Regions from separate parts of the Mus musculus genome. Here region 1 is linked to region 2. Evidence: chromatin contacts called from ENCODE Hi-C or POLR2A ChIA-PET data. All regions are on one chromosome and are shown on one strand. The core of a region is the stretch at or near the end of the contact, and the rest is flanking DNA. Distances in the headings are between cores, read along the strand shown.

What was found. A loop is a pair of places that touch in the nucleus more often than their neighbours do. ChIA-PET counts read pairs that join two places held with the same protein, here RNA polymerase II (POLR2A).
Region 1: a map of left cerebral cortex shows a loop between it and region 2 (4-fold over the local background). The contact joins the promoter of Hnrnpc here to the promoter of Ang in region 2. A Hi-C loop is called at or near these places in 1 of 37 maps with a recorded cell type or tissue (left cerebral cortex). POLR2A ChIA-PET finds 5 or more read pairs at or near these places in 1 of 5 experiments (embryonic stem cell).

The regions. Positions count from the first base shown.
Region 1 is chr14:52,102,756-52,105,455 of GRCm38, reverse strand. Hnrnpc (heterogeneous nuclear ribonucleoprotein C) reads left to right here and starts at 1,435. Exons shown (of 9, transcript NM_001170981.2): 1 at 1,435-1,567. It also overlaps a transcript of Rpgrip1 not described here.
Region 2 is chr14:51,094,568-51,097,267 of GRCm38, reverse strand. Ang (angiogenin, ribonuclease, RNase A family, 5) reads right to left here and starts at 1,268. Exons shown (of 2, transcript NM_007447.3): 1 at 795-1,268. Rnase4 (ribonuclease, RNase A family 4) reads right to left here and starts at 1,268. Exons shown (of 2, transcript NM_201239.3): 1 at 795-1,268.

The DNA.
Region 1 (2,700 bases), core at 186-2,685, 1.0 Mb before region 2:
GTGCTGTAAATTGAACCTCTGTCTTTTGGAAGAGCAGCAGTTGTTGTTAACTGCTAAGCCATCTTTCTGGCTCCCCAATTATCTGTCTGTCTGTCTGTCTGTCAATCTACCTACCTACTTATATTTATTGTTTTTTCAAGATAGAGTTTCACTCTATAGCTCTAGCTGTCCTGAAACTTGACCAGGCTGGCTTGCACTTGAAACACTACCTAGCCCAAACTTTTCTTTTTAAAAATAAGATGTAAAATTGGGAACACATAAACTCGTTGGACTGGTTTACATAAAATAAATCTTTTGAAAATGACAAAGGCTAGGCAGGAGAGATGGCTCAGAGGTTAAGAGGACTGACTGCTCTTCCAAAGGTCCTGATCGTAACCACATGGTGGCTCACAACCATCTGTAGTGGGATCGGATGCCCTCTTCTGGTGTGTCTGAAGACAGCTACAGTGTACTCATATAAAAACAGTAAATAAATCTTTTTCTTAAAAAAAAAAAAAAAAGAAAAAAAAGGAAAGAAAGAAAAAGGCAAAGGTTTAAAGATCTAAAGATTAAAAAAAATCAGGAAATTTTTCTGGGATACAATCTCCTTTTCTCCGTAAGCTATATATACATTTCAGTGTATTTAATGTTCCTACAGTATAACCAGAGCTTTAGTGGCAGACCAAACCTGAGGGGATTAAGTAGTCTATTCTAGAAAGTGGGAAATTGAGGTGGCTGGCCATTGGGTTTGCAGACTGTGTGGCGACTTGGGACAAGGAAGCGGGTTTATAGGAGGTCGGGTAATTGCTCCTGCAGGAGAGAACTACAGAACCCAGTTGGTTTGGAGGGGGAGCTGTTCACTGAGAAGGCCATGTCCTCCCAACAGCTTATAGAATCTGGCAGAAAGAAGGGATCTGAATTTGATAATAACTGCAGAGCTAGTAGACGGCCTAGAGATAACTCTCCTCCCTTCTCAGAAGCTTGTTTGCGTTTCCCTTTTCCTAGGCCTGGGGCTAGGGCAGGCCGTTTGCACCCGCTACCAGACTCCACCCAGGCTCTCCCACCCCCGCGCCGCGGAAATGCGGTGATCTGGCCGGACCTGGGAGCTCTCAGAAGCACTGATAGGACGATGCGGCCGTCAGTCAGATCCGCCGGATACCCGGATGAGAAGCTGTGCGCGATACAAAGGCGAAAATTCCACCCAGCTTTCCGTCTGGTACATTGACCAATAACCATCCGTCAGTCACTAAGTGGCATGAAGCTGAACCAATTACTAACTAGCCTCTGTTACGCATGTGGAAATTCTCGCAATTAGCCCAACCCACCTCGGATTATGATTGGACGGAATTGTGAGGAGCGGTAGCGCTCGCTAATTAGGAGCGGGAGCGAGAAAAGTCACAGCCAATAGGAACGCCTCCAGGAACGAGGCGGGGGCTGGACTTTCGCCTCGGCGGCAGAGGAGCTCGGGGGCCATTTTGTGAGGAGACGGAGAGCGAACGGTCGTGTGGTTCTTCGCTGTTGTAGCTCCGGCGTCTCGGCGTAGACTCGCAGTAGGAGAGGCGGTCTCTTCTCTCTCTCCTTCCTTTTGGTAAGCGAAGGGGGCGAGTGCAGGGGAGGCCCTGGGCTGCTGGGCCCCGCCAGCGTGTGTAAGGGGGAAACCGGCCTCGCGGCAGAAGCCGAGGCCGCGTTTGTTCCCGTGCGGTGGGGACTTGGGTCTCATGCGGGAGGCAACAGGGCCTCGGCCTTGGCGCGGAGTCAACCTAGTGACCTCCAGGCCACGGTGCGTACGAAAATACCCTGTCTGCGCGCTCGGGTTTAACGGCTACTTTGATTTTCTTTGCCCATCAGGGATTCCAAGGGGGGACCAAGAAAGCGAAGAACGAAATGCTTGTTGATGTAATTGTCGGGGATATCTTACGGATTCCGTTATCACTTCCGAAGATAGACGCTGGGTGGGGGTAGGGGAGCGATAACATGGTGGTGTCGGACTGGAAGCTTCTAAATTCCAGGCTGGCTACATGGCATCTGAACGGCGTTTTAACAATAGGTTGAGTAATCATTACTTTTTTCCTCTAGGGGTAAAATGGTTAAAAGTCGGAGTGCTTGTGTTTGTAAAGGGAAGTGCGGAAGATTAATTTTAATTGGAATAATTACAGCTCACATTTTATCTGCAGGTTACAAATCATAAGTTAGTGGAACTTGAGGTAGGTACTACTGTCATAGAGAGAATTGAGCCTTAGAAGCGGTTGACAGGATCGTACTAGACAGGTCAAGTATTTTCACTGAGTTTCTAGGTGGTGCGCGCCTTTAATCCCAGCACTTGGGAGGCAGAGACAGGCAGATCTCTTTGAGTTCTAGGACTGCCCAGGATACACAGAGAAACTCTGTTTCGTAAATAAATAAATAGGGGGAAAGGCTTATTTTTGGGGGGAGGGGACCTGACACGGATGTTAGCAGAAAAATTTCAAGCTGGACTTGGGAACAATAATTAAAAGGCACAGCAAGGGTTTACAGCTACCTCAGTACTAGTCCTATCCCTCTAAAACTCAAAAAGGCAGTTTATAGCTATGTATGATAGTGCAGGCCAGTAATCTTTGTATTGTGGAGGCTCTGAGACAGGACCCCTTACCCATTGCAAGGCAGCCCAGGACTACATAGTAAAACCGTGCTTAAAAACAAATTAGTTTCTCTCTTGTAGGTGTTGAGTTCTTTTTTTTTTTT
Region 2 (2,700 bases), core at 19-2,518:
TATACTCTCCCTACTTTGTGTATCTTCATAACAGTCCAACTGGACTAGAACACCCTGTGCCTGGTCTTCCTCCTGTCTTTCCTCCTTTCTCCCCTCAACCTAGCATCTTTTGATCTTGGTTCATGTTCCTCTTTGTTTTTAAGGAGCGTCCATAACTTTTTCTTTTTTCTTCCTTCTTTTTTTTTTTTAGGAAAGAATTGAGTAGGAAATACTGCTGAAAGTACTTCCTGATTCCGGGTTTTCCTTTTTTTTTTTTTTTTTTTTTTTTCTTTTCTTTTCTTTCCTTTTTCTTTTTGGAGACAGGCTTTCTCTGGGTAGCCCTGGCTGTCCTGGAACTCACTTTATAGACCAGACTGGCCTTGAACTCAGAGATCTGCCTGCCTCTACCACCCCAGTGCTGAAATTAAAGGTGTGGACCACCACCACCAGACTCGGGGTTTTCCTTATTATTCCTGCCAAGCCAAGCTTGTTATGGAGGAAACACGACAGATCACATGCCCTTCTGCAAATGGCTTCCTAAGCCTTTGGGGGCTTTTAATCACAATTGAAGAAACCCTCCTATATCTCCATCTCCTTGATCGAAATCCCATTAATTGCTTCCCAGATACAAACCACACCAAATAATCCTGTTTTCATTTTAAATTTTAACTCTTACTCGTTTTCTTTTTAATGTGCAAGTTTGAGTCCAGAAAGCGTAAGGGGTGTTAGTCAGTTTCACTAAAATAGATGAACTGCTAGAAAGAGCACAGAGGAAAAGAAGCAGAGAGTTGAACACCCACAAGGAAGAATCTTACCAAAGCTGGCCAGCTTTCCTCCGACTGGGAATGTGTCCAGCTGCGTGCTCCTGGAGACAGGGTCCTGCGGTGTGAAGCTAGAGGCTCCTCACAGGCTGGTAATATACAGTGCTCATGTGACGGGGTGGGGAGAACCTATCTAAGGATCTTTACTTTGGCAGCGACTTGTAAACCAAGGCCACTAATCATGGGCAAACAAGGAGTCATTCACCTTTCCCCTGAGCATGCCTGGGTCAAATATTAACCACCTGGTGGACCACACATCTCTTTCAGCAATGATAATGTTTGCTAAGCACGGCCTTTTGTTCCTAAGCTGCCTCTTTCCTTATGTGTATGGTCCTTATCCTTGCTCAGGGTAGGACTGAAGTTTCACTGTGCATATGCCATAGATCCAAAAACATATTATCCCTGACGTTCAGGCCAACTTCAGGAACTACTTTGAAAGAAGTCTAAAGGAAGGAGTGAGGCAACTGTGCCCCCACCTCTCCAACCCCCAGAAATACACACAGCACTTCCTGGGCTCCTCCTCCCTCTGTCCATCCTCTGGAGAAAAAAGAATATATATTTATGGCTACTCAGCTTCCTGTTCTTTAAAGCACAGTTGCAAAACCAGCTGTCTACATCTAAGCATTATGGGAACCAAGTACAGAAGAAATTATGCATGTCTGCTCTGCTTATGAGGTAACTCTAAGATCGAAGAGTAGACAAGCCACGGGGTCAGACTTCTAAAACCCAGAAAGTACACAGTGAGGTAGTGAAGAAATCTACTAGAATTGTTCTAACAGATTCATCTTCAAGGCTGGACAGATCGCTCAGTGGTTGCAGGCACTTACTCAGGTTCAGTTCTCAGACCCACATGGCAGTTCCCAACCATATGTAGTGATGCCTTCATCTGGTCTCCCTGGGCATTGCATATGTGTGGTACACAGACATACATGCAGATAAATAAATACATACAATTTTAAAAGTTGCCATACATTTATCTTGTATATAGGGCAAAGTTGCAATATTTTAGCTCCTTGTCAATTTCTAGATTTTGCTCCATCATTGTGTAGATATTTATGTGTGATTTAAGCTGTACTAATTTCTAAAAGCAAAAATAGGGATGGGAGACCTACAGGTTGTCAGCGGAGTAGAGGTGGAGGCAGGGGCAAAGCATCTCTCACTGTGTGGAAGCGTGCTGGGGATGTCTGAGGTGAGTCTGGGCACAAAAAAAAAAAAAAAAAAAAAAAAACGAGAGCATCAGCTGACTCGCCGTAGCAGGAGGAAGAATTCAGCACTCCAGCATCTTCAGACTCCCTCAGCAAGGCTGGTCCTCTGTGTGGCAGGAACAGGGAACCCTCAGAAAGCAGCAAAAATGCAAGCAGGCAGCTTTGGGGCGCTGACTTGCAGACATGTTCACACCCGGACTTGGGAACACTTGGGGAAGACTGCACTGGTATAAAGGACCCACAGTACGGTCGGGATGGATCTGGATTCACTTCCGTTGGTGTAACTGAAGAAATGGGCTGCCAACATTCCTTTAAGTTAGTTAATCTCAGTGTCTCTCCATTGGGTGGATCCTTTCCAGAGAAGAATTTTTACTTACTCATTTCTATATTCTCAGTGACTGACACATAAGTCCTCATCAACTGATCTAGAGCCTCTAACCACGAAAAACATTCTGGGCTTCTCTTTAAAGGTTCAGAGATGCAAGATTTGGTAGCAGTTATTAAATAAACTTGATTGCTAAGCCGAGCAATCTCTGGCTGTGGGAGCTGGAAGATGCTTCCCCTGGGGTCTGATGAGGTCATTGGAGGTGTTGCAATGAACCTGGGAGTGTTCTACACTTGCCTGCAAAAAGTTCTGAAATCAGTTAGTTTGCCTTCACCAATGAGCTTTTGTTCCTGACCACAGAGCAGACTCT